Linked DNA regions of Homo sapiens: regions 1, 2 and 3 are each linked to region 4. A link is a loop called in an ENCODE intact Hi-C map of the cell type or tissue named here. Cell type or tissue: Panc1. All regions are shown on one strand. Region 1 overlaps LOC124901404 (a long non-coding RNA gene). Region 2 has its middle 32 kb from the start of TBPL1. Region 3 has its middle 12 kb from the start of SLC2A12. Region 4 overlaps TBPL1 (TATA-box binding protein like 1).

The links. Hi-C counts contacts between places; a loop is a spot of excess contacts. Peaks named below come from ENCODE experiments on the same cell type or tissue, not always from the same donor. Only the 100,000 strongest peaks of a DNase experiment are listed, where the experiment ranks them.
Region 1: it touches region 4 in a loop (6-fold over the local background); 33 of 110 quality-filtered maps call a loop at or near these places.
Region 2: it touches region 4 in a loop (2.4-fold over the local background); 46 of 110 quality-filtered maps call a loop at or near these places.
Region 3: a loop joins it to region 4, with 7 times the contacts of the local background. A loop is called at or near these places in 99 of 110 quality-filtered maps.

Annotation. Positions count from the first base shown.
Region 1 is chr6:134,092,669-134,100,668 of GRCh38, forward strand. The region is part of intron 2 of LOC124901404 (a long non-coding RNA gene); the gene reads left to right. Among named protein-coding and RNA genes, the nearest start is that of SLC2A12, 44 kb to the left of the region's middle. RefSeq lists a silencer at 714-783. In Panc1, CTCF peaks have their summits at 4,688 (motif pointing left) and 4,889; a DNase peak (open chromatin) is centred at 4,643; H3K27ac peaks cover 1,166 bases.
Region 2 is chr6:133,917,411-133,925,410 of GRCh38, forward strand. No RefSeq gene overlaps it. Among named protein-coding and RNA genes, the nearest start is that of TBPL1, 32 kb to the right of the region's middle. In Panc1, CTCF peaks have their summits at 4,058 (motif pointing left), 4,269, 6,715 (motif pointing right) and 6,928; DNase peaks (open chromatin) are centred at 4,047 and 6,751.
Region 3 is chr6:134,060,542-134,068,541 of GRCh38, forward strand. No RefSeq gene overlaps it. Among named protein-coding and RNA genes, the nearest start is that of SLC2A12, 12 kb to the left of the region's middle. RefSeq lists enhancers at 1-483, 484-1,148. In Panc1, CTCF peaks have their summits at 3,485, 3,690, 5,330 (motif pointing left) and 5,531; a DNase peak (open chromatin) is centred at 3,504; H3K27ac peaks cover 4,743 bases.
Region 4 is chr6:133,970,005-133,978,004 of GRCh38, forward strand. All of the region lies in intron 1 of TBPL1 (TATA-box binding protein like 1), which reads left to right. All of the region lies in intron 1 of LOC128092253 (umcharacterized LOC128092253), which reads left to right. Among named protein-coding and RNA genes, the nearest start is that of TBPL1, 21 kb to the left of the region's middle. In Panc1, CTCF peaks have their summits at 3,557 (motif pointing right) and 3,785; a DNase peak (open chromatin) is centred at 3,621; H3K27ac peaks cover 3,841 bases.

The sequences.
Region 1 (8,000 bases), 120 kb after region 4:
GACCAAATCTCTCCCTAACCTGAAAGTGAAAGAATATCTCCCTAAGCTAAGTGACAACTTCTTTACCAATTACAGCTTTGACATCATTCTATTCTCTCTTTCTTGATAAGGTCACTAGGATACCTGTTATACACTGAATTCTGTCCCTTCCCCTCATCCTCAAGTTTATATATTGAAGTCCTAACCCTCAGGACTGCAGAATGTGACCTTGTTTCAAAATAGAGTCATTGCACCAGAAATAGTTAAGTTGAGATGGGTTCGTCTATAGGATGGGTCCCTAAATCGGTATGGCTGGTGTCCATAATTATAGGGAGGGTAAATTTGGACACAGACATATACGCACAGAAAGAACACCATGTGAAGGCTGGAGTTATGCTACACAAACCAAGGAACTACCAGAAGCCGGGAGAGAGGCTTAGGATGGATATTCTCCTACCACTTTCAGAGGCATGGCCCTGCCCACACCTTGATCTCGGGCTTCCAGCCTCCAGAACTCTAAGAGAATAAATCTCTGTTGTTGAAGCCACTCAGTTTGTAGTACTTTGTTACAGCAGCCCTGAGAAACTAATACATACCCAATCATGAGACCAACCTTGGGGAAAAATCTTACTTGTTTGAACTCTCCCCAGAATCACCTAACACAAGCCAAAATCATGTAAGTCCTCTCACACCCTCTACTGACATGCCCCACAGTTCCCCATACACAGCATGGTATGGTATTTCACTTCTCCTTTGTTATGAAAAGTCAATAAAACCACCCTTGTTTAGTTACCAGTGTGCTCCCGGTAGCCTTTGGCTAGAGGGCATTGACACAACTCAGATAACTTTTTTCCTCAATAATGTGTATAGTTTTTGCTGTTTCAACTGCTTGAGTTTTTCTTGGGGAACTCTTAACTTCATATCACAGATGTCTATTCTCTAATATCTTCTCTTCATTATGAAAAGGCTTTTATACATCATAACTGATTTTTATCCAATTTCAAGTCTGCTCTTTATTGCTTCAAATGTGGATTTTTAATTTGATTTCTGCATTTTGAAATTCATTTAAAATATTTCATAATCTTTCTACTTTCATTGTCTTAGTGCACTTTTGAAATCTGTTCAGTCTTTTGTCTTATAACTTGCTGGTCTTATTTTACATAGGAATATCATTTTGAATCCTCTCGAAAATTTCAAAGCATTTTTTTAACCTCTCAATTTTTCTTCTGGATTCTATAATCATTTTTATATATTTTTTTAGAGGGTTTTGTTTGTTTGCTTGCTTTTGGTGGGGGCGGGGGGGTTCCAATATCTGGAATCTCTTCTTTGGTTCGGTAATACATTTTCAAAATCTCCCATGCTTTTTGTTTATGTGTAGTATCACAGATTACTGTTAGAAAGTATTCACCTCTATGGAGAAATATACTCAACTAAGCCAGCCTAGATCAACCAATCCCTACCTGACTCAAACATTTATAAGAATAAATATTTATTGTTGTATGTCCCTAAGATCATGAGATAGGCCTTGGGGAAAAACCTATGCCTTGCTATGCATCGTCTGCTAATGGATACACTATGTTTTCTTATTTCTTTGCCTATTCATAGTCCCATGAGGGGTTACCTAACAGACCTGGAATTTGCCAGAGCGTGGATGATGTTTTTGGTTTTACTGTCTGACAATTGGATGCGGGTTAAATGTTCTCTTTAGGTCTATAACTGTTTAATAGGTTAGTATACTCAGCTCCTAGCCCAAATTCTAGCAGCTAACCAATTGCTTACATCTAGCTTTGTTCTGTGGAACCAATGGGATTGTATTTTACCTCTTCTACTATTTCTCTGACACTGAACACAAAGAGAATATGAAAAGTGATTCCTTACAGAGCTGGCACTTTCTGCTTAGAGTACTTTACTTAGGAGATTACATAGCCCAAGATTCAATGCATTCTCTACTAGTTCAATTGTCTTCTGGGAGTTGCAGTCACAGCAGGGAGGAAGAGATGCCTGAGTTTTTTTGTTTTCATTTTTCCTTCCAGTCCAGTCCTTGCATTTCTGGAGCAGGGGTAGACGGTTTGGGAGGTATTAAGGCTGTTCAGTTTCCTGTGTCACAGCACAGGCTGGGCATTTCAACCCAGGCCATTCCTGAGAGTTAAGAAACATTTCTCTTAGGGTCTAGAATATTACCAGTCTTGATTTTCAGTGCTGCAAGTTTTTATATATTTCTCTTTTCCTCAGAATTTTATTTTTTATTTATTTATTTTTTTTCAATAGGAGGTCTCAGATTGAAACCCTGAGTCCATGCACCATTGCTCCCATGCCTGCCACTTGTCAACCCTCCTGTGTAACTGGCTCTGTTGGATACTCTTTTCCCAAGAATTTTAATAAGAAGTAGGAAGAGGATGGGTCAGAGACTCCTCACGGGTTGCCATCTTAAATAATGGAATAAAAATGAATACAGCTATGTAACTAGAATATATGTGGCTTATAGGAAGGGAATAATTTTCCATTTCTTACCTAATTTATAGCAGAGTACTAGACACATAGTAATTGTTCAGTAAATCTTTTTGATGGATCAAATCAGTTTCATCTAAACCATAGACAATCCCTTATTATCCAAATGGCATTTTTTGGCAACCAAAAAATAAATTTTACACCCATTTCCAAGGTAAAACTATCATGCTATAAGATATCAAGTTACTTGATATTTATTCATTTGATGTAAATTAGAACCAAACTCATATGCTTTTTTTTCTTTTTTTTTTTTTTTTTTGTTTTGAGATGGAGTCTCGCTCTATCTCCCAGGCTGGAGTGCAGTGGTACAATCTCAGCTCACTGCAACCTCTGCCTCCTGGGTTCAAGCAATTCTCCTGTCTCAGCCTCCTGAGTAGCTGGGACTACAGGCACATGCCACCATGCCCGGGTAATTTTTGTATTTTTTAGTAGAGACAGGGTTTTGCCATGTTGCGCAGGCTGGTCTCTAACTCCTGGCCTCAGGTGATCTGCTGGCCTCGGCCTCCCAAAGTGCTGGGATTACAGGCGTGAGCCACCACACCCAGCCCCAAACTCATGCATTTATTATGAAGATTAAATAAGAGTATTGCTTACAGTAGTCAGTATAATGTCACTATAACAGTAAGTATGTCTTACAGTTAATAAACATGAGCTTTTATTATAAGCCTCTTAGAATGTAAGTTCCTTCAAGGCAGGACTTTGACAGTTTTCATCAACCCTATAGCCCTAATATCTTAGTGCTTGGTATGCGTTTATTGAAAAAAATAAATTAGGAATGAATGAGTAAATGAACAAATTAAGTCACACAGAGCCAAACTTTCTGCCATCCACTTTGGAAAATTGTCTACTGGTTCTTATTATTTGTGTTTGGAACTAATAAGTCTCAGTACAAGTTTACCATTTTGCGGCACCAATACAAGTAATGAAAACCTCAGAATGATTAATCTCAAAATGAGTATAATCAGTTTATAAGAGATTAGTAAGTTGAAGGAGATATTCTCTGTCTAAACTTGTTCATGATTTTAAAACTCGTGACAGGCACTAACAGCAGGTAATTCCATATAAATTAGTACTTGAGCCCCAACAAAGTTGCTTAGAGAAGTTTCTTTTAATTTTAATATAAGGACTCCCTGAAATATTCAGCATTTATGGCATTGCTGACATTAGTTCATTACAAAAGTGATTTTAGCTACTACTATGGAAAACATAGAGTGAGCGAGAAAATCAAATACCTTGGGAAAATCAGGCAAGTAAATATTTACAAACGACATTTACATTACATAAGACAAATGATTTAAGGGATTTTTTTTCTATTAAATGATCTTATTTATCTTATTTTATGGTGTTTATACGACTTCAGTGAAACTGCAATATAATTAATGAGCTTAAAATTATAATTACCTTTTAGCTTTTAAATCTTATGATCTTATAGTACTTCAGTCCTGGGGAAAACATGTTTTGCATCTCTTTTTAAGTAACTACAATTTAAAATGTTGTCTTCATTTTTGAAAAACAAGTAAGAGGGCAGGTGCGGTGGCTCACACCGGTAATCCCAGCACTTTGGGAGGCCGAGGCGGGCGGATCATTTGAGGTCAGGAGTTCGAGACCAGCCTGGCCAACATGGCAAAACCCTGTCTCTACCAAAAATATAAAAAATTAGCTGGGTGTGGTGGTGCACACCTGTAATCCCAGCTACTCAAGAGGTTGAGGCAGGAGAATTGCTTGAACCCAGGAGGCGGAGGTTGCAGTAAGCCCAGATCGCACCACTGCACTCCACCCGGGTGGCGGGGCAGCGGGGATCAGAGCGAGATTCTGTCTCAAAAAAGAAAGAAAAAAAAAAAAAAGGCAAGTAAGCATACTTAATGTCTGTTGTCATGCAGACATTTTTTGTCTCTGATAAAATGAGTCCAATCAAAGTGTTGTTTCAGAAATCTTGTGATTTTAAGGTTTCTAGAATTTTCCTTCGCTACAAGTCTAACGCTAATGCTTGAAGGTTAGAGAGAAGTCATAAAATAATAAAGCAACAGTATCATTATATAAACAAAAACAAAAATCTTCTTTCAAAAAGCCTTAAGCAGCTCCTTTTTTCTCCAGTGCCAGAAAATTCTGGCCCTTGAATCATTTGCAGTGGGCTCACCAGACTTTTCCAAGCCAACATTGCCATCTGCTGGTGAAGTTGCTATAATAGCTTATAAAATGAAGTGATGGATGGAGAGCGGAGGCTTTGTTTTAGCTTTTGTTTTAGTTTGACTACCTTGCATAAAAAGTTCATTGAATGTAACAATATTTTAGTAGCAGAATTTAACTAACCTAGTGAGATTTTAACTAAAGCAAAAGAGAAACTAAAATTCTTTAAGAACTAAAATTCTTATGAATTTTATTCAAATTGGCTTCCTGAAAGAATTTCACAATTTGCTGCAGAGACTAAGAGCACGGATATGCATGGCTGTGCTGTTTCCTACCTGTGTGACCTTCATAAGCTCTCTGTACCTTTGCTTTCTCATCCATAAAATAGACATACTCAGGACAGTGCTTGGCACACAATATGTGCTCAGTGAATATTAGTTGTTATTATTATTAATATTTCTTCCTAAGGTAGACATGAAAGAAAGCTTCTTGGTTATTTTGGAACACTTCTGATTTCTAAGATATTAATCTGTTTGTTTTCATAATCTTACAATAGCAAAACATAATGGAAAGTCTGAAATTTTACTAAAGTTTTAATTTTTACTTCTTGAAATTATTTAAGATCTTAAAATATGTTTAATTGAGGGTCATTTCAAGTTATAACCCTTTTTAAAGCAGTATTTCTATCTTGAATGTTCACATGTTTCTACAAATCCAATTTATTATGGTGCCAAGATTTGAAACATATGTCTATAAGCAAATAAAAAATGGATAATGCTTTTAAAAATGCAGCATTTAATTACTAAAAACAGCTTCTAGAATGTGAATATTATTATAGAAGACAAATGGCCGAGCCATTCCCGGATCACATAGTCCCTGAGCCGGAATTCACTGTGACGTTCCCACACTGTTTCTTGTCTCCCGTCAGCCTCTTGTTCCCCTTTCTTCACTTTACAATTTTTTTCTGTAGGATCATGCCCTTTCCGGTGTAAATTTGCCTATCTTTTCTCAGCTGCTGCCAAATCTTCTCTTTATCAATTACCCTAATCAATACCAAAAAGGCCCAAGAGTAAAGCAGGCCCCTTGAAGTCCTCAGAAGGTCATGAGGAGGAGGAAATTCTTCCATATTAATATCTGTGTCTCAGTCACATACATATGCTACAAATCACAATGAACACACAGTGCAATTCAATTAATAACCCCTATTCCCCAGTGCCAGAGATGTGAGGAAACTGTTACCAGATGTTTCTGTCTTAACTCTATTAGAATCCAATTTTCTAGTCATTGTCTCCTTTTCTGAATCCCAATCTTGTTAAATCTGAATGGTCACTTTTCTTACATGAGGGCTTTTAGACTAATTACAGAGAACTGCTGCAACACATCTAACACTAGTGTTTAACGATCACACGCCTTCAAGTCCTCCCAGCCTGCTCCTTGGTGCTCTCATCCCACTAAGGATGATCCTTAGCAAACCACATGGCCTTTCATCGCATTACTCAGGTTGAAGCCATCTTTAGCTTCTCTTTTTGTCTCACGTCTCAAAGTCAGTCCATAGACAACTCAACAGCTCTGCATTCAAAATACAGCCCTCGTCTGACCTTTTTCATCTCCACCATCGCTAATACCCTAGGCAAGCTGCCATCTTCTTTCCCAGGACTACTGAAATGTCTTCTAATTCACTTTTTATAAGTGTCAACCAGATCATGAGCCTTCTCTCTTCTAACTCCTCAATGTCTCCATCTCATATTTCAGATTCCATCCAAAGTCCTTAGAATGGCCTCCAGGCTGCACAGAAACCGGGCAGGAATGACCTTATTTCCTTGGACCTTCTTCTTCCACACTGTGCCCAGTCTCACAAGACTTCTAACTCTGCCTGAACATTCCCACTTTAGAGTATTCGCACTTGCTGTTTTACCCACCTGGAGCGCTCTTCCCAGATGTTGCAATGACTTGCTTCCTCATATCACTCAGAACCTCTGCTTAAATGTGACTTCTACATCCAGGGCTCCCCGAAACATGCTAACAAAGGCAGCCATCCCCTTCCTCACTCCATCCCATTACACTCCATCCCTGAACCAGCTGAGCCCTATGTTAATTTGGAGCACCAGTCACTCCATGATATTATGGATTTATTTGTTGGTGGTATGCCTCTGCCCTAAGATGTCTACTTCATCAAGGTGGGGTCTTTGCCAGTTCTTCACAACTATACTCCCAGTGCCTACCAGATAGGAGGAATTTTCTAAAATTTATTGAGTTTGTGTGAGAATTATTGAAAAAAATGAAACTTTAGGGGCTCTATTGACTTTTTCTCAGATTTTACATTTAATTATCTAAAGTAATAATTATCACTTATAGAATACGTGCTAAGTGATAAATACTAAGCATTTAACACACATTATCTGACTTAATCCTCATAGTAATGCCAAAAGAATTACTGAATTGAATGTGTTTTCTTCGATTGCCTGGTGACCCTGGTTATCCATTCATTTTCAAAAGTTAAGAAAATTCTTATTATAAACTACTGAGAAAGGAAAGGAAAAAGAAAGTGCTTCATCAATACAAATAAGTAGCATAGATTTTCTCAGACACTGTGTAGATACATTTCCAAAACAAGCCTTTTCCCTGGATTTAAACTGGCTTAAGCTAGTCCAACCATTAGAAACAGATCATTGCTGGGACACGTCAGTAGTCTCCAGTGACTAAAGGTAGTAGAGAGTGAGAGGTGTTCCCACACAACCTTACTATCAGGTATATGTTATGATGAAAGCAAGTTTCAGGTTGAATTATGGCTCAAACAAATAGCTTTTAGCAAGCTGGCCCAATAACAGCTATATAATCTGTTTTTACAAGCTCTGTGACTACCTTGCATAAAAACTTCATTGAATGTAACAATATTTTAGTAGGAAGATTTAACTAACCTAGTGTGATTTTAAAGTAGCATGATCAGGTTTTCTTTGGAGCCCTAGAACAAGAAATTTGAAAGGTATGGGAAGCTGCACTCATTGGATTCTGATATCCCAGCTCATGCAAGGGCAACCATTCTTGCATAATATTTTTTAGCAAATCACATAACTTGAACACCATTCATTTCAACAATTAAAAAATGAATTCTAACAGCTCTTATGCTGGTAAACAATCCTTATAGTGCAGATGGAAATCACCGAAGCCTGTAGGAGTAGCCTCTGCAGGGAGGCTGCCTGATTAGAGTGTTTCAAATGCTAACCACTTCTGGAGCATGTATTCTTGATTAGGGAAAACATGCTTCAGATGTCAAATAACCTATCCTAGGGCCTTCACACTTCATATATATATCACACTGTCCAAGTTTAAGTAAGAAAATATTTGCAAACTATTCATCTGACAAGAAATTAATAACTGGGCCGGGC
Region 2 (8,000 bases), 53 kb before region 4:
CAAAGCTATGAAAGCTGTCTTAAAATTTTCTTAGAATAAAAGAGTGAAAAAAACCCATAAATCTAATGTATTAATATATATAAATGATTTATGTGTTTACATGAATATATGTTTCATTTACAAAAACATGTAAACATATAAATTTTGACACAAAAATTATAACTAGTTTATGTTTTATAAAAGAAATTCAGAAAAAAATTACCATTGGGATTAGGCTTTATGTAAGAGAATGTTCACACTGAAGTTTTTGTTGTGATAGTACACTATAACAGATGTAAGATTCAAGACAGAACCCCTTATGAATAATTTGTAAAGAAACTGGTCCAAAAATGGCTTCATGACCCTTGAACTCCTCAACCAAATCAAGAATAAAAAGGGAGAGGTAAGTGTGGGGAGAAAGAAGATTTTTGTGAGAAGAATATCTTTGAAAGAAGATATTGTATGTGGTATGGCGCTGAGCTGCGAGCCCCATTTCACTCCTATCTCAAGGGGGAAGGAGAGACCTGCCATTTCCTGGGGTGGGAGAGATTTCCCAGGGATGATTCCTGCCTGAGGCCACAGAGGCTCAATTCCTTTGTAGCAGAGCCAGGAGAGGAAAACTGTGCTGGGATCTATGGTCATGTGCCAAATAGCGACGTTTCAGTCAATGATACACCACATATATAACAGTGATCCCTCAAGATTATAATACCATATATTTATGGTAACTTTTCTATGTTTACATACACAAATATATAAAATATATAAATCATGTTACATTTACATCATGTTACAATTGCCTACAGAATTCAGTACAGTAACATGCCATACAGGTTTGTGGCCTAGGAGCAATATATACCATATAGCCTAGGTGTGTAGTAGGCTATACCATCTAGGTTTGTGTAAGTACACCCTATGATGTTAACACAATGGCAAAATCACCTAACAACACATTTCTCAGAAGCTGTCATCCACAAGAGAGCAAGCTGGCACCAGGTCGGCTTGGCCCCAGTCCAAGCAGAACACTTGGGGAGGCAGAAGAACCCAAGCAGAAAGTTAAAGCCCACAGACAGAGTCTCAGGGGGCCACATGAAGTGGAGATGCATCTGTCTGGGGCAAGGGACAGTTCCCATAAGGAAAAGGTTGGCTCTAAACATCTGCAGATCCAGAATACATGGAGCCAAATAATAATGATACCCTGTTCTAGTAAGATACTTCCTTTCCCCTTACGAGTCTCCAAACTCACCCCTTCCTGTTTCAACTTTTGGTGGTCAGAAACTGGCAAGATTAGTGGTAGAGGAAGAGAAAAAAAAGGAGAGAGACTAAGATGAAGCCAGCTAATGCCCTTTTCCCACTTCCAGCCTCAGGCAAATCTGTGCTGGCAAGCTGAGGTTTAACACAAATAGTTCAGAGTTTCTATTAATATCTTGAATTGGACTTCATAATTACTGAATTGAAACTCTATGACACTTAGAATTGTCTACTAAGAATTAGCACAAAAAGTATGGGACCTGCCAAATTTTCATTCAGGGGAATAATAATAACTTCCCCCACTGAACCCTTTTTAAAGAGGCAATAGGAGAATAGATAAATAAATAGGACTGGGCATGATGGTCCATGCCAGTAATCCAAGCATTGTGAGAGGCTGAGATGGGAGGATTGCTTGAGCCCGGGAGTTCAAGACCAGCCTGGGCAACATAGTGAGACCTCCACCCCCGTCTCTACCAAAAAACAAAATTAGCTAGGTGTGTTTCTAAATAAATAGATAAATAAAGTTTTGGGATTACATCATCCTAGCAGTTATATTTATTACAGGGACTTTCCATTCCTCACAGCACATTTCTGTCAGATTGGAAAATCAGCACTAACATGTTTTCCCTATGATCCCTGTTTCTGTTGCCACAAACTGGATACCACTTCAGTTATCAAAGTCTCCTCTCTTACATCCACCCATTCAGGATCTCACGTATTTTTCCTTTGCATTGTTTTGTACAACTATTCCTTCCTTTCCATTTCCTATCCTCGTGGCTCTATAGGTCCAAATTGCCTCATATCTTGGCTACTATAATAATTTTCTCATTCGTGAATTTGGTTAGGTCTCAGAATCATGCCCCAATCCAATCTATTCTACACTGAAGCCAAATCTTCATGAAAACATGATACTCCTCGATATTTCTTTGCCTGGCATTCGAGGCCTTCCATGCTCTGACTTTACCTTCATCTCAATGTTATTCCTACTTTTTCCCCATCAAATATGTTCGTTGGATAAATGCTTAAACCTCTGCATCTTTTCCTTCTGCCTGGAATATACCCATGATTGTGGCTATATTTCAGTTTTGTAAAATTCCATCCTTCCTTCAAGGTCCAACTCAAATGCCATCTCCTCCATGAAGGCTCTCCCAATCACCTTACCAAGAAGGTGTAAGCTGCCGTGTGAGTGAGATGGATTCTAGGATGGTACAGAATCAGTTCATTAAACCAACTCATAACTGGAAGAGGCATAACATTTGCAGGCTCCTATCAATATTGATTTGACCATTCACTGAAATTTATACATCTGAGCCAAGGATAGATTAATAAAAGGGACGTGACTCACACAAAGAACCAAAATCTCCATTATGTATTCAAAATTTCCCAGAAAGATATGAGGGACAAAGGAAATTTGGTCACAAGAAAGCAGAATAGAGTTCTACCCTATTAATGGTAGACTAGAGTTCATTGGGTTTTTACAGAGGTTGGATGAATGACCCACCTTTGCAGTCAGTGTCCTATCAGAGGGCAGAAACCAGAACGTAATTTGAATAAATTAAATTTTAAGAAGTTGACTACTGGCCGGGTGTGGTGGCTCATGCCTGTAATCCCAACACTTTGGGAGGCCGGAGCGGGTGGATCACTTGATGTCAGGAGTTCGAGACCAGCCTGGCCAACATGATGAAACCCTCTCTCTACTAAAAATATAAAAAAATTAGCCGGGCATAGTGGTGTGCACCTGTAATCCCAGCTACTTGGGGGGCTGAGACAGGAGAATCGCTTGAACCCAGGAGGCGGAGGTTGCAGTGAGCCGAGATGGCGCCACTGCACTACAGCATGGGTGAAAGAGCAAGACTTCATCTCAGAAAAAAAGAAAAAAAAAAAAAGTTGACTGCAGCAGAGGATTAACTATAAAGGGAGAACCCTAGGGATGAGTGAATATACCCAGCGAGGGAACAAAGTTGGAAAAGAGGGCCCCTTCCCAAAGGTAGGATTCAGACCTCACTGGAGAAGTTCACCGGAGAGAGGAGAGGTTCCTGAGTTGATTGAGGCCATAACTGTCCCACAGCTGGTCTGAGCAAAGGCTGGCAAACTAGAATTTCAGCTAGAGCTCGCAAGCAGGAAACTGCCTATTGGGGTGCAGGCTGGCAGAGGCTGGCAAGCTGGGAACCATGGCTGGGAATTACTGGGAAACTGCCCTCTAGGGTTTAAGGGGAAAGCCACCCACAAAAGGTGCCACACCTAGGAAGTCGCTGTAAAGCCACCTGAGGAGACGATGGATGGAGATCTCCACAAGGGAGTGGCTGTGTTCTGGCCACCAGATGCTGCTGGAGGCCACACCTGCTGCAGGAGCATGGTCTGCAGGAGCCTGCTAGGAGGAGCACAGTGGGTGAGGCGGTGGCTCATGCCTGTAATCCCAGCACTCTGGGAGGTCGAGGCAGGCGGATCACTTGTGGTCAGGAGTTCGAGACCAGCCTGGCCAACATGGTGAAATGCTGTCTGTATTAAAAATACAAAAATTACCCGGGCATGGTGGCAGGCATCTGTAGTCCCAGCTACTCGGGAGGCAGAGGCACTAGAATCACTTGAACCCGGGAGGTGGAGGTTGCGGGGGGCCGGGATTGCACCACTGTTCTCCAGCCCTGGGGACAGAGCCAGACTCTGTCTCGAAAATATAAAATAAAATAAAATATAAAATAAAATAAAATAATAGAAAAGTAAAATCCTGCTAGGAGGGGCACAGTGGATGAATTCGAAAGAGGAAACACTTCTCCTTACAGTGTCCCTCCAGCGCCCTCTACTGATAAAGTTTAGCATCGTGCCAGCTGCAAAGGAGAGATGCTGGTAGAGACTGGCTCCAGAACAGTGGGTTTCCAGCTGAACAGGCAACCAGGAGTGGATTTGGAGCTGAGAGACAACAAATTGATAACTGGAACACTGCCAAATCATTTCCTCCTATATTCTTCTTTTTCCATTCATAAGTCAAAATGGATTTGTTAGTCCATTCCCAAATTCCTAAATCCCAGGGTTTCTCTAGACACCACCATCAAAGAATTCCAAGGTAATAAAATAAACTTATTGAGGCTTGCTCTAGGATAGGTGTTTACATACATTATCTCCCTGCTGCAGTGGTAACATAGTGAGTGCTATACTTTTGGTAAGCTGTCTATAAGTACTTGCTACTACTCTTATTATTTATTTATTTTTAAGGAGTCTCACTCTGTCACCCAGGCTGGAGTGCAGCGGCGCAATCTCGGCTCACTGCAACCTCCGCCTCCCGGGTTCAAGCGATTCTTCTGCCTCAGCCTCACTAGTAGCTGGGATTACAGGCGTCCACTATCACTCCCGGCTAAGTTTTGTATTTTTAGTAGAGACGGAGTTTCACCATATTGGCCAGGCTAGTCTTGAACTCCTGACCTCGTGATTCGGCTGCCTCAGCCTCCTAAAATGCTGGGATTACAGGCATGAGCCACCGCGCCCGGCCGTTATTCTTACTTTACAATATGAGAAAACTGAAGTTCAAGAACTCACAACTAGTAAGTGATGAATCTAAAACTCTGAATGTAAGATCATTTGACTAGAATATTGGTGCTCTAGTCACTAACTCAGGACGAACTTTTCACAAAGGGACTAATTTTTTGATGTGATGTGCTAAGAAATTCCAAGTTCTAAGCTGAAAATGTGGTGCCTCAACTAAGGTCCTGCCTTTGAGAAATCCTGCAGGCATTCAACTATTGCTTTTTGGATGACACATATTTTTTGTAAATGTCTAAAAAATGCAATAGAAGTTAAGCTTTTCTCTTTAACTTTCATTGTGAGTGTGCTCAGAATCTAGCTGTATTCACATCTCTAGTTCTGGGTGATTCTATTAGCCTAGCATTTATGGAGTGCTGAGTAAATGCTAGACACTGTGCTAAGTGCTCTGCATGGCTTTACCTCTATAATCCTTGCCACAACCCAGAGGACAGGCTATTTTCCAGATGAGGAAACTGAAGACGGGAGGGGTTCAATAACTTCACCAAAGTCATCATCTAAGCGGTGACACTGGTATTTTAGTCCAAATAAGTCTTACTCCAGGACTCAACTTTTTTTTTCTTTTTTTAGACAGGGTCTCACTCTGACACCCAGGCTGGAGTACACGATCTCGGCTCACTGCAACCTCCACCCTCCTGGGTTCAAGTGATTCTCCTGCCTCAGACTCCCAAGTAGCTGGGATGATAGGCATATGCCATCACACCTGGGTAATTTTTGTAACTTTAGTAGAGACAGGGTTTCACCATGTTGGCCAGGCTGGTCTGGAACCCCTGACCCCAATTGATCCACCCTCCTTGGCCTCCCAAAGTGCTGGGATTACAGGCATGAGCCACCGCGCCTGGCCGGCTCAACATCTTGACCATGCCATGAGGCCAGGGCCCAATCTAGTCACCTTTTGCTTCCCCTCTGATGTACAGTTTTCTTTGTTTCCAATACTTTAGATATTTAAGCTTTAAAAATATAAAATGAGGCTAATATATTTTTCAGCTGCTTTCAATTAATAAAGGAAATTGCTCCTTTGAGATTATTAGGCTGTTTTAAGAATGTCAGGCAATTTTATAGGGAGCAGCCTATTTCTAATTCTTTTAGATTAGCAGAGGAAGAGCCGCTGATATGTTGCCCCCTGCCCGTTCTCACTGATTCTGGGTGAAGTAGTGCAGATATGTGGGTACATGCCATGAGCAATTTGTGATTGTCTAGGACAAGGATAGCAGCTGCTACAGTATTTTTGGTGGATTGATCTTTCATTGCCTTGCTTCTTACCCTGGGTCAGCTTGCTGGGAGCATCACATCTACAGAGTGGCTTTTATGAAACTCGAGCAGTGAGTTCACTTGTGCTTCCCTCTTATGTTTAACAAAAATATATCTCATGCCCATTTCTGTGACACTCAAACTAGAATACAACTTATGTAACTACTGAAAGCAAAACCTATTTAAATATTGACTTCTTAAATACTTGCTTCACTTAGCATTTTTTAAATTCGATTTAATTAAATAATCTCATGTATAGAATATGACTATCATGCCAAAGCTATCTGATGGTAAAAAAGATGGGAACACAAAAAAAAGAAGGTTAATAGTGTAATATCCCATAATATTGGTTTACTTAATTTGATTTTATAAAATAAAATTAAACATATGTAGGTCTACTTTTAGATAAAAAATATTCCTAAGGGCCTTCTATAGACCTCTCAATCCATGGACATCTGTCAATTATAAAATCTTCCTAAGTTTTAAGGCAGCTGCATGGCTAGGTCTAATGGCTGTCCAGGAGTTCCTGATGTACCATAAGGAGGATTTCAGAAACTTGTAGATCTCACCGAGTCATGACAGCAATTATAAACGGTTGACAATTACTGTTCTAATGAATGGACATTCACCTTTCATAAGCTTCCCAATTCTTATGCTTCTCTGTATAAACCCCTCCTTCCTGTTCACCTGTTACACCACATGGTGGCAGCCTTGTCTCTCATTTCCTTTTCTGTATGTTCACAATAGGGATCTTGACTGCTGCTGTAGGTATCCAGTTAGGGAAAAAAGGAAAGGAGAATCCTCAGAAACCAAATAGGCAGAACCATGCCCTGGAGGAAACTAGTAGAAAAAGTGGTATTTTCCTTATTTGTAAAACTGAATTAGGTGATTTGTAAAGTTCCGTCTAGCTTTAATTCATGATTCAAAGCTGAATTGATAGCAAAGTTGAACCTGCTAAGATTGGGCTTACACGTGAGAAGAGGCTGGTGGGCCAAAAACTTCATGGGCAAGCTCAGCAGGCACATTCCAGAGAGTGGTGAAATAGTAAGAGAAAGTGCAGGCTGAGGACGCTTCCAGCATTTTCCAAATGAAAGGTATGAAAATAACGACCTCATCAAAACTCTTTGAAAGTATGAAGGTCTCCAGGACAAAAAAAAATTAAGAAAGATTATGATGGAATTTATGAATGAGCTAGAAAACACTGGTTCTGTGTTTAATTTCCATACCCTAGAAAATGTGCTAAAACCAACTCTTACGCATAAAACTGCCATCTCAGAAGAAAATTAGCATCAACTTCTAGTGTAAGCAACTCTGCTTAGAGGAGAAATATACTACCACCCCCATCCAACTAAGGCATAGTTTCAGGGGGAAAAAATTACTGATCAACAATATTGTAACTCCTCTGGAGAAAAAAATAAGTTAAAAGAAAGGTAGCCATCTGCATAATGTCTAAAAAAAGGGGGAGATGGAGAAGAATTTTGTCTTCTGCAATATTGTTCAGGAGAGAAAGTCATGTTCACTTTGCCTACAGATTTTGTCCATTTGAGATCTGTGTACTTTTAAATAAGATACTATCCTTGTTTGATAATGCTTGCCACTGAAAATATTCAAGTATTTTTCCACGGATGAATTTCCTGATCACTGATGATTTTTGTGATGGAGAAAATATCTTAGCTTCAGTATTTATTTGGAGACGATGTAATCAAGTGTTTCAGAGCAGAAGTTTTAGAATCAGACAAAGCAAGTTCAAATTGTTGTCCTGACACTTGCCCAAGTTACTCAACCTAAAACTTTTCCTCATCTTTGTGGAGATACAAATGTAACACATAGGGTTGCTTCTGAGACAATGAATATAAAGTGCTGAGCCCAGTTGCTGGCACGTGGTAGATATATGACAAATGGCAGATAGTGATACTAATGACCAATTATTTCATTGAAGTTTTATTAGTTTTGATGGATATTTTTAATTGATTTCATTGTGTTTT
Region 3 (8,000 bases), 91 kb after region 4:
TCAGGAATGACTCCCAGAATAATACAGAGCTGACTCATCAGCTGGGCTCCTACATCTGAGCTGCCCAATGGAGCCATGAGTTCAGGAATGCATTGTTTAAACCCAGAGAGCAGACCATTTCTGCTCCCATACCTGCATTCTCTAGGAAGCTATAGATACTGGAATGTCACCTCAGGAAAATCTCGTATCTGCCTGATTCCCTAGGATAGCAGAAACTCCCCAAAGAGGAAAACAAAAAGAAAACAAACACACTCCCTTCATATTCATCTTCGTGCAGGTGCATCTAACTGATATCTACACCCCTACTGCAAGGAAACCTGGGAAATGTAGCTTTCTAATCAATCTCTCCAGTGGGAGGGAAGGCAGGATGGAAGTTGAGAGGGCCACGCTGCTGTATCCGGCATCATAGTGAATGTTTGTGTCAATAGATCATATGAGCTGGGGCTTCAGGTCTGGGCCCTAGCAGGCCAAAGCTGAAGTTGTAATAGCAGGAGCAAAAGGGACATGCATAATAAAAGAAGCGTGAGTGCTGGACAATGGAAACTCACAGAATGAAGCAGAAGCAGGACTCTATGGCCCCACGACAAGGGTCTTGGCTTTGGGTTTTCTGTGAGGCCTAGCTGTGGTGTTTTTTGTTTGTTTGTTTTTTGACGAAGTTTCACTCTTGTTGCCCAGGCTGGAGTGCAATGGCGGAATCTCAGCTCACTGCAACCCCTGCGTCTGGGATTCAAGCAATTCTTCTGCCTCAGCCTCCCAAGTAGCTGGGATTACAGGTGCCCACCACCGCATCCACACCTGGCTAATTTTTTGTATTTTTAATAGAGACGGGGTTTCACCATGTTGGCCAGGCTGGTCTCGAACTCCTGACCTCAGGTGATTCACCCATCTCGGCCTCCCAGAATGCTAAGACTACAGGCATAAGCCACCACATCCGGCCCTGGCTGTGTTTTACACTTGCCCTTCTATGCTGAGGGACTGACTGATATCCTCTTTTCTATCCCCGCTCACTCCCTATCCATCCCCATTTGCAAGGCACTTCTGTCTTCTCTGACCTTCCCTCCCCCGGGGCTGGGCCAAGTGCTCTCCTCTCTGCTCCCAGGGCACATATTGCTCTCACAGACGGAGCATTAAACAGAGAGTGCTGTGATAATTCACTAATCTGTTTTCCCTATTAGTGTGTCAACACCATGAGCACAAGGTCGTGATCACCTTGTTCATACTCCTTCAGAGTTTGGCATGGTGTCTGAAACCTTGAGTTGCTCACTAAATATGTATTTAAAGAAATCCAGGAGAAAAGGAGGAAGAAGAAAAGGGTATACACAATCAAACTTCTGATCAACCTTATGTTGTTTCATTGCAGCATCCTTTTGAAAGTAGGTTCTAGGCCTAGTCTTGGTTCTAATTCTGGCTGTACCACTTACAAGCTCTAGAACCTCTTTAATGCCTCAGTTTCCTTTTTTCTAATAGATAAGGACAACAATAGCAGCCATCTCATAAGCTTCTTGTGATGATTAAATGAATTAATATATAGAAAGTAATTAGAACAGTATCTGACCATAGTCATCTGCAATAAATGATAGCTGTTGCTGCATCCAAGGGACTCCATAGAAGTATATAGTAATAATAGAAAAAATGCTGGGACAGGGCACAGTGGCTCACACCTGTAATCCCAGCATTTTAGGAGGTTGAGGTAAGTGGATCACTTGAGCCCAGGAGTTCAAGATCAGCCTGGACAACATAGTGAAACCCCATCTCTACAAAAAATACAAAAATTAGCCAGTTGTGGTGGTGCATGCCTGTATTTCCAGCTACTCAGGAGGCTGAGGTGGGAGGATCACTTGAGCCTGGGAGACAGAGGTTGCAGTGAGCCGAGATTGCACCACTGCACTCCAGCCTGGGCAACAGAGTGAGACCCTGTGTCAAAAAAAAAAAAAAAAAAAAGAGAAAGAGAAAAAATATTGGTTCAGGAGTAAGAGAATATAAATTCTAATGTTGGAACTTTATTATCCATGACTTTGGGCAAGTCTTATAATCCCTTTAGGTCCAGTTTCATCATCTCTAACACAGGGAGACATATACTTGCCTCATACAAAGCTGTCAACTGCTTGCCCAGAAGCAAAGCTTTCTCCTCTTGGCAATATTCCTGTAATTTTTTTATCAGGGTCAGGGCAGGGGGGATTGCATATTGCATGCGGATTTGATGTACTTGTCAATTAATGTTTACCACTCTCTACCTGCAATGACAATTAGATACTCTATCCCTAAAATGTTAGTCTTGAGAGGTAGCATTAGACTACACCCGAATAGAACAGCCATTCCCAATGGCAGAACTCAAAAAAGACCATCTATTTATCAGTTTCTATGTCATGTTTCTCCTGAGCTATTCTGTTTTTTCCCCGAGACAGTTCTTCTTATTTCAGTTCTATGAACCAAAGGCCAAGCAACAAATTCATTTTTAGCTAGTGTTACCCAGAGTGCAAAGATTCCCTAACATAAACTCTCTCAAAGGATTTTAGTTAAGAGAAAATCAGTTGAAGTATTTGAAAACATCTTAAAAACTATTAAGGTGCTATATAAATATGAACCGTTCACCAAGGCAACAGCAACAGCAACTGTAGAAGAGAATCAAGTTAATGCTTAGTCCATTTGTTTATCCATTCAAACCATGCTCTCCCTTTCTAAATAAGGATAGAAGCAGCATATGACAGGAGACTGGCAACTGAAACAGTGGTGAAAAACCAGAAAGGTCCAGGCATCTCTAGTTACAATAGCATGGCCTGACTCAGCATTTCATAGAGGCCCATACACAACTGGAGCCCCCTGGTGAGATCTTTTAACTCCCAGGTGAAAATCTGGGGGCTGCCCTTACCTCCCAGGAGTGGTGAGATAGCTGCCAGGAGAAGAAAGTGCAAGTGTAAAGGATTGAGGTATATTTCCATTCTTCAAGCTCCATCTTCAGAGAGGCTACTCCATGAAATGGCATTTGTCAAAGTTGCGATCCTTCTCTCCCTGTTGGGAAAGAGAGCCGATACTGGAAAGCTGAGAGAATCAGCTTCAGCATGAAAATAGGACGGGACTTGCTAGGACAGAGCTTCCAAACTCATCTTCTGCAGAGCTTGTATGACCACTGAGATGTTAATAGATATTCTGTGGAATTAAAAAATGAGGAGGCTGTTTCATCATTCAAAAAGTTTTGAGAAATTCTTCACATTATATGCTGTTCTCAGGACATAAAAAAAGTTTCATGTCTAAGAAATTTTGCTGTATACATGTGTAAACAGTTTTAGCGTAGATTTCCTCGCACTTTTAAATTTTGGATTCTTAATTTCCCTGTCCCCCCTGCCCCCCCCCCAAAAAAAACCTGCTAACGTTTAAACGAACACAGTTTGGGAAATCTGCGTTAAGTCCTTCGTGGGAGTGGGGTTGCTCAGCTCACAGTAGGCCACGAACCTGAATTTTCTCTTGTCTGCTGCCCCCTTTTGATAGATGGAGGGAAGAGCAGGCTTCCAGTGCAATGGACAGAAGAGGGAGCCTGCAAGTTGGTAACAGAGTCTATTAGGGAAAGAGAGAGTCACTTGAATCCTCAGAGCTGCTCCTGTCAACTGCTTTGTGCAGTTTTTGTGACTTATTAGCTGCTTGTTTGCACTCTATCTACGCCTGCCCAGGTGTGTTTGGGCCCTAGAGCGAAGGGAGCACAGGCGTTCATTTAGAAACTTATCCCTCCGTCCAAATATTGGATGCTTACCATGTGCCTGGTGCAATGCAGGGTGATACAAAGAGGAAGATAAGTGAGGCATTCTTATCGAAGGACCAGACACTCTTCCAGCCTGACTATATTCATTACACTCGTGCCTGACCTTTCTTTGACTCTAAGATTCTTCCTTTCTAAATGTGAATCTTAAAGACTGAAGTCTTTGATCTAAGACTGCTTTCTTATCACATCACATCCAACAACCAACTTTTCACAGCTTCCCAGATCCCAAATTCTGTTTAGCAAGGACACTTGGATTTTTTTGTTTTTTGTTATAAATGACCTCTTCAGGTTCATATTTTCACTATGTCCAGAATTCTTATTTTATTCTGTTTTGTGCTGACATTGGAGGCAGAGTCTGTGTCACAGAATACACCACTAGGGGTTACCCTGGACATGGAAGGGTATTCACTCGGGGAAGAAATTTTAATGGAATTTTTAATATCTAGAGCTGTCATTATCCTGTGATGGTTCACAAGAAATGGAACACTTAAAAATTTCTACAGAAAAAAAGGAAAATGTCATGAGGCAGTTTTTAGTACTTCCATCCCTTTCCTGGCTGCTCTAACTTTACAGGTACTTGTAAGTGGCAATTAAGCACTTTTTCCTAATTCCAGAGTCTTGCCCCACTTCAGAGCAACATAGAGTGGCCTAGACAGGCTGAGGTACTTTGCCGCTTCAGTCATCATTAATCTATGGTATTTACTGATGAGAAGTAAAGTGGTAGAAGAAAAAAAAATTTTCTGTTATCCTGGGCACTTGGAAATGAATGTATTCTCACAATCTGTTCTCAAAACAACTTACTGATTCTGGGGTTCTGGAAGCTCTGATGTGCAGGTGAGCCTTTTAAATTCCTCACTGTTGGAGCTCCTATCTAGGACTCACTGGCTGGATGAAAACGGTTCTTTTTATTGCTTTCTGAATGTCTGCTAGACAGGCGTAAGCAACACCTTATATCTGCCTTCTGAAAAAGGTAAAAGAACTGGGACCCATCCACCATGCTGGACAGCTCGGCAGTGGCAGTGGCCTCCCCCAGACCCTGTTCCGAGTGCTCCACCAACAAACTCACCAGCAGTCAGAGTCTAGCCTCTCCCCAAACTTCACCTTCATCACAATTCATTTTAAGCCCTTCCACAACCCAATCAACTCTAGATCTACTTAATGGATAATAATTTGATCTCATGCAAACTGCACTTTCCTCTTCTCAGAATGATCCTTCTACCCCTTAATTAAACATTTGAGAGTGAAAGAAGAGAAAATTCGGGTTCAAAGATTGGTAAGTCTAAGAAACCTAAGGAAAAGGAGTTAGTAAACATGTTAATCAAAGAGTGAGCACTTTTCGGAAGCGCAACATTCAGATACCTTTCTTGATTGGATTCCAGAAGACTATTTCTGGGAAGAGGAGATTTGCATTTTTCTAAAGTCTTCTACCCACAGCCTAACCACCCTAGGGCTTTGAAATATTTTTTTTCTGATGTGCAGTCATAATTGAATAAATAAAATGATTCCTGATCATTTCTTCTCTTCAGCTTTATAATGACATCACTAGGAATCACAACATGTAAGGATTGAAAGTGACCTCAGAGACTCTAGTTCAGCGCCCCCTTTTGACAGGTAGAGAAATTGAGCCCCCTCCATGGTTAAGTGGTTGGCCACATGGTGACTTACTCAGTGGCTTTAGTTTACAAAGCAAACCGCTAATTATTAGGTAGTAGAATTACTACTTTCATGTTATCTTTAATTTTTAAAATTATCAAAAAACATTAGTTAAGTCTGTATCACTGGTGCTGCAGAACCTGAACAGGTGCTGCTGTGGCCTGGGCCCTACAGATGCAATTCTCACATTGCCCCACCCTGAGAAAGGACCGACAAGGGAATCTGCTTGTCCAAGTTCGAGGGGTTGGTGAAGAATAGGACAAAGGCCGGGCACGGTGGCTCACGCCTGTAATCCCAGCACTTTCAAAAGCCTAAGTGGGCGGATCACCTGAGGTCAGGAGTTCAATACCAGCCTGGCCAACATGGTGAAACTCTGTCTCTACTAAAAATACAAAATTAACCAGGAGTGGTGACACACACCTGTAGATCCACCTACTCGGAGGGCTGAGACAGAAGAATCGCTTGTACCCGGGAGGCGGAGGCTGAAGTGAGCCGAGATCATGCCACTGCACTCCAGACTGGGTGAGACAGAGCGAGACTCCATCTCAAAAAAAAAAAAAAAATAGGACAAAGATGAGTATCAAACACCACTAAATATAAAATATAATCTTATCATTCCTTATCCTCAATGATACTTTCCATTTTTTTCTGTACATGGCAAAACATTTATACACCATAGTAGGCAGTTAAAAATGTATAGTATATTCACATTTGCCACCATCAGGGAACTAGATAATGAGTTAATTTTTTGATGACCACTCTGAAATTTTATTTTAACTATTCTAATTAATATGCCTTAGTTAACATATGGTAGGAACCAGAATGAATATCTTCTGGATTACTCTGAGTAGTGAGTATATTGTGTTGTCATACAATGATGTCCTGAAGAGTAACTGATGTGTCAAATACAGTCACCTTTGCTCCTTCTCTCAGTTGCTTCTGGCTGATGGTCCTTGTGATGGTTAATATTGCATGTCAACTTGATTGGATTGAAGGATACAAAGTATTGATCCTGGGTGTGTCTGTGAGGGTGTCGCCAAAGGAGAGAAACATTTGAGTCAGTGGGCTGGGAAAGGCAGACCCACCCTTAATCTGGGTGAGCACAATCCAATCAGCTGCCAATGCAGCAAGAATATAAGCAAGCAGAAAAATGTGAAAAGAGAGACTGGCCTAGCCTCCCAGCCTACATCTTTCTCCCATGCTGGATGCTTCCTGCCCTCAAACGTTGGACTCCAGTCTTTAGTTTTGGAACTTGGATTGGCTCTCCTTGCTCCTCAGCCTGCAGGCAGCCTATTGTGGGACCTTGTGATCATGTGAGTTAATACTTAATAAACTCCCCTTTATATATATCTATTCCATTAGTTCTGTCCCTCTAAAGAACACTGACTAATACAGTCCTCAACATTGTGCTCATTTACACCATGAAAGAACTTGAAAAACTCTCTTTTTTCTCTCTTTTTTTTTCTTTTAGAGATGGAGTCTCACTCTGTTGCCCAGGCTGGAGAACAGTGGTGTAGTCTTGGCTCACAGCAACCTCCGCCTCCTTGGTTCAAGCAATTCTCCTACCTCAGCCTCCTGAGTAGCTGGGATTACAGGCACACACCACCACCCCCGGCTAATTTTTGTATTTTTAGTAGACACAGGGTTTCACAATGTTGGCCAGGCTGGTCTCAAACTCCTGGCCTCAAGTGATCCACCCACCTCGGCCTCCCAAAATGCTGAGATTACAAGCGTGAGCCACCACACCTGGCCAAAAAACTCTTTTTTTTTTTTTGAGACGGAGTCTTGCTCTGTCGCCCAGGCTGGAGTGCAGTGGCGCGATCTCGGCTCACTGCAAGCTCCGCCTCCTGGGTTCACGCCATTCTCCTGCCTCAACCTCCCGAGTAGCTGGGACTACAGGCGCCCAACACCATGCCCGGCTAATTTTTTTGTATTTTTAGTAGAGATGGGGTTTCACCGTGTTAGCCAGGATGGTCTTGATCTCCTGACCTCATGATCCGCCCCACTCAGCCTCCCAAAGTGTTGGTATTACAGGCATGAGCCACCGCGCCCGGCCCCAAAAAACTCTTTAAAAACTCCACACCTCTTCACACATTTTAAAGATGGCATCTAAATATTTTACCATAAGTTAAAATAGTTGCAGAGTCTATATTTTCCAAGGTACTGTATAATGCATATTCCTTTATTATATGCGTCAAAGCAAGGAACTACAGATCCAATCTGTAGATAACATCTGCTACATATGCTAATCGGCCTCAGTGTCAAACCAAATGTCAAATAATACTTATTTTCCACCAGCAAATTTTTAAGTTCAGATAAAAACATACATGTGCATCTTCTGTGACAGTATTCTCATTTTTGAATTCTTACTCTAAAATAAATAGATTATAGCTGGAAGGAAGGAAGGAAGGGATGGAGGGAGGGAGGGAGGGAGACTCTCTATGAATTAGAATTTGAGATCTGAAGTTTGCAGGAGGAGCAAACAGGCCCAATCCCCAACTTATACTGAAAAATGGTGAAAAAGCAACTAGATCTATCAATCTATGAAAAACATGGAGGGACCCTACGTGCATATTGCTAAGTGAAAGAAGCA
Region 4 (8,000 bases):
AGAAGACTTGTTTTGTGCCACTCCTAACTGTTGGTTAATTATCTAGCTCTGCCTTCCCTTTTTGGACACGAATCTTCTGGGGAGCCCACCACTTTGCAGTGTTAAGTATCTGGTTTTTTGTGTGGCTTCATGAGATCTTTCATGTGACCTCAATTGACTCTGTCAATTTTCTTTTTTATTCAGTTGAGAACAACTACTCTTTTTCCATTCTTATGCTAAATGTCCTAAGATTTTCTTCACACAGCTCACTGTTTTTATATCTCACACCATCGTACTTTGCTTTGGATATTTGGAAATAATATCTTTAGTATCTTTAAATAATAATTTGATAAATTCTGGATACTGTAGATATTTCAATAGCAAAGGCTATTACTCTCTTTGGTCTGGACATTCTTATCTAACCTAAGTTTATGTGTATATGTGTTTGTTTAAGTAATACAGTACATTTTGAACCCCATGTTGTCTTAATATAACCTATTATTAAATAAAGTCCTAATCTTAAACAGCTGTTAGAAATTATTATGGAAACTTTTAGGCAGAAATGTGGAGAGAGTAGCATAATGAACACTCATATATCTGTCACCAAGGTTTGTTTTTGTTTTGTTTTTGCTTTTTTTTTTTTGAGACAGGGTCTCACTCTGTCACCCAGGCTGGAATGCCGTGGTGCCATGATAGCTCATTGCAGCCTCAACCTCCCAGGTTCAGTGCACCTCAGCCTCCCAAGTAGCTGGAACCACAGGCATGCACCACCATACCTGGCTAATTTTAAAATTTGTTGTAGAAATTGAGTCTATCTGTGTTGCCCAGGCTGGTTTTTTATTTTTTAATTGACACATGATTGTACATATTATACATATTTATGAGGTACAGATTTGTTGTATAGTGATCAAATCAGGGTAGGGCATCTGTCACCTCATGAATTTATCATTTCTTTGTGGTAAGAACAGTCAAAAGCCTCTCTTCTAGCTATTTTATGATATACTTTACTGTTCACCATGGTCACCCTACTGTGCAACAGAACACCATAACTTATTCCTCCAATCCAATTGTAATTTTAAATCAATTGACCAACCTCCGTTCATTCTCATCCTCTTCTCCTCAGTCTCTGTTAATCGCTCTTCTTTCTGCTTCGATGATAACACTTTTTTTTTTTTTTAAGATTCCACATACAAGTGAGATCATGAGGAATTTGTCTTTCTGTGTCTGGCTTGGTTTATTTAACATGATGTCCTCCAGGTTCACTAACGTCACAAATGACAAGATTTCTTACAGCTGAATAATATTCACATTTTCTTTATCCATTCTTCCACTGTTGGACACTTAGATTGATTCCATATCTTGGCTATTATAAATAGTGCTGCAGTAAATAGCGAAGTATAGAAATCTCTTCAACATCCTGATTTCATTTTCTTTGGATATGTATTCAGCAGTGGGATTGCTGGATCATGTGGTAGTTCTATTTTTAATTTTTTGAGGAACTTCTATACTGTTTTCTATAATGGCTATGTGAGTTTACTATCCTACCAACAGTGTGTAAAGTATTCCCTTTCCTTCACATCCTCACCAATACATAGGTGTTGTTGTTGTTGTTGTTGTTGTTTGTTTTTTTATAATAGCCATTCTACCTGGAGTGAGGTGGTATCTCATTGTGGTTTTGATTTGCATTTTCCTTATGATACGTGATGTTGAACATTTTTTCATATACCTGTTGGCCATTGGTATGTCTTCTTTTGAGAAGTGTCTGTTAAGGTGTTTTGCTTATTTTTTAATCAGATTATTTCTTTTGCTGAGTTGGTTGAATTTCATATATATATTCTGGATATTAATCTCTTATCAGATATATAATTTGCACATATTTTCTCCTGTTCTGTGGGTTGGCTTTTCACCCTGTTAATAGTTTCCTGGGCTGTGCAAAAGCTTTTTAGTTGGATGTAATCTCTGTCATCTTGATCTAATAATCGTTAAAAGGTAAAGCAGTAATACAGCATTTTTTGGTGCTAAAATACTGTGATAACTACTATACAAGTCTGTGCTTTATCTTAGAATAGATTATCCAAATTTGTTTGGTGGCAAGATTCCAGACATCAAGAGTCATCTGAAATTGTATCTCAATGTATTTGTTACTGAGTTCAAACAGTGAAAGATTTTAAAGTTAAATTGCAGACAAGACATTCCCCCAAGTATTTGAGTCTACATCTCTAAAAAAAGTCTGTCTACATAACCACTCTATTTTCTCTTCTAACAAAATTAACAGTAATTTCATAATTTCATGTCACTCAGATCTATTCAGATCCACTCAAATCACTCAAATTTCTCTCAAATATCTTTTATACTGATTTGTTAAAACCGGGATCTAATCAAGGACCATGTTATACAGACATTTTGTCATTTTAATTAAAAATAAGGGCCTTACATTTATCAGTGATAAATTTTATTTTGTTGGTAGTGCCTCTTTGGGCTTGTCCAGTAATCAGCAAACTTTTTCTTAAAGGGCCAGAGAGTAAATATTTTAGGCTTGTGGTTCATTTGGTTCTTGTCACAACTACTCAGTTGTGCTGCGTAGTCATTATGGAAACACACGGGCATGGCTGTGTTCCAATAAAACTTTTGCAAAACAGGCACTGGCCCATTGGCTGTAGTGTGCTGACCCTTGCCTAACCTATTATGATCTTGGTGTTTGTTTGTTTGTTTGTTTGTTTGTTTTTTTCCCCTCATCTGTAACTGTTCTCAAGTTTTGCATCAATTCATTAAATAATACAATTAATATTCAACTATTGGTGAATCCATCTGTCAGTAATAGCCACCATTTAATGAACACATACTGTATGCTATATACTTGGCATGGATAATAATATTTAATCCTTAAAAGCACCCTGTGAGGTACAGGTGGTATTATCACCAATTTATAGATGAGAAAATGAGGATTTAGAGAGCGGTTAGGTAAGTGGCCCAGTGTCACATAGCTAAATGGGAACACTAGGTCAGAGCCCCCTTTTATAAGGCTTATTTTATACTATCAAACAGATACGAAAGAACATCGTTCTAAAAGGCAAATGTTAGCTTTTCTTCATCCTGATTCTAGGCATGTGTTGAGAGACTGTCAAGTAATGTGTTGGGATTGGGACACAAAATGTCTATTTCCTAATCTACTATTTGGGGAGCTTTATAAAGGATGTGAGGTTACTTTGAATGGCCTGTCTTTCTTTTAGAAAAGAGCTATCTCTAGGAGACCATGTGGGTTCCTATTGTGTTTGCAAATCGGTCTATTATCAGTCCTCCCCTGCTTCTGCCATTTCTTAGATCATAGATGGTAATTTTGTGGTTAGAACCTTAGGGCCCATTCCCCTGTATCCTCAGCTTCAACTTGAGTATACTTTAAGTAGCTAGATTCTTCTTTTCTGTATTCTCAGGTTTATTTATTCTCTTGGCTTTCAATTAGATTTTAGATTTATTTTTGCTTCGTTTTTATGACAGGGTTTATTGTGGCCTTTCAGTTTAAATATCTTTCCTGGTGTGGAAAATTTTAAATGCAGTAGTCTTTGATGCAATTTGTCGTAAAAGCCAGAAGGTGGCGATGTTTTCCATTTAAGGTTTCAATTCATTGTAGTTGCTGGAGTAATGTTTTTGAATACCACTAGAAAGAGGACCAAAAATACAGATGATGTGTTCTTGTACACAAAATCTTTGAGTGAGGAAGAATGTGCTTTAACTTCTATGATGTATTTTAATAGAAAGCTAGAAATATGCCACTTCCTGAAGGGCTACAGTTTTGAAGTTTGCTTTTTTTATGAGAAGATATTTGACAAATCACACTAAGCCATTTCCTTGAGAAACAGGACAAAACACCTGATCAAGCTATGTCTTAATATTAGGCCTTGGGCAGTGGGCAAATAATTGGTATTTGTATTTAAATCAGAATGGGAACAACTATTTTTCTTATATTAAACCTAACATATATATATATATTTGTTTTTTTATTTTAAAGCATCCAGACTTTACCAAAAAAAAAAAAAAAAGTCACCCTGCTGTGCCAATTCTCTGAATAGAACAGTTGTTAACATTTTGGCAGATATAACTATGTAAGTGCATATGTAGATACATAAGCCAAAATGAACTCATAATTAGACATATAATTTTTTCTACTCTGGCAAACATTATGGACCTCTGTCTACATCTCTACATCTGTCTAGCTTTATAATTTATAAACTCCATTTAGTAGTCTATTATATAAGACTGTACTGTATTTAACTAGTTCCTTTTCATTGGATGTGCAGGTTGTTTCTGTTATAAATAAAATTGCCATATATCATCTTATTATACTTTGGTCAGTTCAGTTATTTCTTTTTTGAGATGGAGTCTTGCTCTGTCACCCAGGTTGGAGTGCAGTGGCGCGATCTCAGCTCACTGCAACCTCCGCCTCCTGGGTTCAAGCAATTCTCCTTCCTCAGCCTCCTGAGTAGCTGGGATTACAGGCGTGCACCACCACGCCCGGCTGATTTTTGTATTTTTAGACGGGGTTTCACCGTGTTGGTCAGGCTGGTCTCAAACTCCTGACCTCGTGATCCACTCACCTTGCCCTCCCAAAGTGCTGGGATTATAGGCGTAAGCCACCGTGCCCAGACGAGTTCAGTTATTTCTTATTGTTACTGGTTGACTATAGTTCCACATATATTTACATTTTAAATTATCTGAATACACACAGCCAGAGTATCTCCTATAGAAAGTTTTTGTACCAGACTGTAAGAGAACACAGATTTACTCACACTTTCAACATCGTTTGATATTTGCCAATATAAGTAAGTGTCATCTTATTCTTTTAAGTTAGCATTTCCTCAATTACTAGTAAATGCAAAGAACTGCTAAATAAATGATTAGTCTAAGAAAAAATGAATTTTAATATCATTAGAATTAAGGGATAATGAAAACACATATCCAACTTCAGTCACACCTAAGACACTGGGTTATAATTGTCTTAAATGTTTATACAAGAAAAGACAGTTAAAAACTAAAGTATTAAGTATTCAACTTAAATACTTTCATTTAAGAAATTAGAAAAAGAATATATTAAATCTGTGGAAGGAAGGAAACAATGGACATGGGCAAAAAATTCACTAGAGAGGATCAGCTACTGATAGTTTGTTCTGAGAAGAAACCAAAGTGGAAAAAAAGCAAGATTGACGAGAGCAATAAAAAGCAGGAATAAATGATACTACAGTGAAAAAAGGGTAAGTAGGCTACAACAGAGACTTTAAAAGATTATTAAGACAACCATGAAGAATTGTATGCCCAGTAAATTTTAAAATTTAGAAGAAATGGAAAATTTAATTAAGCAAAATAGACTTGAAGAAAACAGAGACATGAATTATTTTAAAACTCTTAAAGAAATTGAATTTAAAAGTTTAAATTCAATCTAATTTAAAAATTAGAAATTGTCTTAAAAATTTATCAAACAAGAAACAGTTCCAGATAATCTTCAGGTAACGTCTTCTAACCTGTCTTCCTGAGAATTAAAAAAGAAAAAAGAAATAAGCCACCTTAAATTGTCTAATGAGTCTAGTATAATCTTGATGCTCAAACCAGATAAGGACAATACAAGAAAGGAAGAGTATAGGCTAATTCTACCCAATAACTAAATGAAGTATTAGCAAACCAGATTCATCAATAATCTTTTAAAAATCAAGAATTAATTGGATTTAGGAATATAACACTGTGTATAACAAGTTTAAGAGAAATATATGAGAATGATAAGACTGCAATTGAAAGTAGAGGCTTTCTCTGGAGGGAAAGGTGAGGAGGATGTGATTTGGAAGAACAGCATGGGGAGGCATCAGTTGTATTGTAATGTTTATTTTTTAAGCTGAATGATAGGTACGTAGATGTTCATTGTGTTCTTTTTGCCTTTTTGTATATCTTAAATATATGGTAGTGCCATGATTAGCAGGCTTAATAGCCTTGTGAGTTTAAATGTCACTTTCAAATGCTGTATTTTTGGTGGAGTTGCTTAAACACATTCCCCTTGGAATCTATACAACCAGTTAAAAAAATCATGTATAAACCACCATGAAATATAATGAAATGTACTGTATATGCATTTTCATGAATGTTGTGTCAAAGGGCTTGTAGGAAAAAAAGATCGTTAACTCTTTTGCATTCAGTGAAAATAGGTGGCTTTGGAAATAGTTTCAGCCTTGCTAACAGTTTTTTTTTCATGCTTAGAATTAAACGAAATAATTTGGAATTCTAGGTAGATGAGAAATTTAATATAGTTAAGAGTTTGAAATGTTCGATTTCATAGCGTTCATACACCAAATAATTGAACATTTACAATGTTTCAGATACGATGTTGAGTCATGGGAATATATAGACCTATAAAAGAGTCTTTCACCTCAAGAAGCTTAGAATTTAGTAGGGGAAATAGGTGATTCTGGTGTTTAACTGTAGGTACCATCATAGTCATAAACAACTTGGAATATTTGTTCCCTTCTGGGAATTAGTTTCCATCTTTCCTTTAGCTGTTTTATTGTTTTTCTTGTTTTAATTTAAACAAAGTGGTGAGTCTGTGTTTTCAAGAATAACCTAAGCCTTTGAACTACTAATATTTAGTTAGACCTGTTTAACCCATCGATAAATTATGTCACTACACTTAAAAATACAAGGGACATGTTAGGCAATCAGATGCTTTGTAGAAACTGAGCTATTTGTCGGCCTGGCGCGGTGGCCCACACCTGTAATCCCAGCACTTTGGGAGGCCGAGGCAGTGGCTCACGAAGTCAAGAGTTCAAGAGCAACCTGGCCAAGATGGTGAAACCCTGTCTCTACTAAAAATACAAAAATTAGCTGAGCATGGTGGTGGGTGCCTGAGGCTGAAGCAGAGAATTGCTTGAATCCAGGAGGCGGAGGTTGCCGTGAGCCAAGATCGCGTCACAGCCCTCCAGCCTGGGCAACAAAGCGAGACTTGGTCTCAAAAAAAAAAAAAAAGAAAAAAAAGAAATTGAGATTTGTCTGTTTCGTTGGACTGTCATTCTAATTATCCTATTGAAAAGGGATATAATATGTTTAGCTTTAGAAAGTAAATCTTTGTTAATATCCAGTTCTGTGCTCTCGTTCTACAAGACAGATGAACTGATTGCAAGTGGACCTTTTTTCATGCTTCGAAAAATGTGATCTTTTATGTAGGTTGCCTCTTTTAAAAAAGTACTGACTTTTTATATTGCATCTTTAATTGAAAACTTCTTATTAAAGCAATCTTTTCTGAGCCTGCTTTTCAGGTTACTCATATTATAAAAATATGAATACTTAGTAACTTATGAACTATTCCCATGACCTTATTTTTAAAATTTAAGTTGCTGAAATGATGAAAAATCACCAATTTTGAATTTCAAGGCTTCTTTTTTGCATTCACACAGATTTTCTTTACCCCTTTTTTTCTTGACTTAGTTTTACTTATATTGTCCTTAGTGTTGTCCCCTCAGGCAGAACTCAAAGTAGTAAATTCAGAGTAGAGTAGAACTCAAAGTAGTAAATCTGAGTCAATTTGTTTTCTCCTGTTTGATATAAAAACAAGTAAAATAGTAAATTTGATAGTTGATTCGCATGAAGTTTCTTCTTCAGTAGTTGCCTTGTGGTAGCTTATCCTCAAGGGATGTGCAACAGTTAGGATTAGGTTTGGCTGTATATCACAGAAATCCAACATGAGGGAAACTGATTTTTCTCTCATACTCATGAGGTCTAGAATTAAGAAGAACAGGGATAATAAGGAGATTCACAGCGTCAGGGGCCAGGCTGCTTCTATCTTGTTGTTCTACCATCCTCATCCTCATTGTCTCGTGGTGCAAAATTGGCTACTTGAGCTCTAGCTCTCATATCCAACCTCTAGACAGCAAGAATGAAAAAGGGCAGAAAGGCAAAGGAGCCCTTGCTGGCTTAGTTGGTTGCTCTAAGTAGACTTCCCAGAGGATACATAACCATTTTATTTTATGTCTCATTGACCAGAACATATT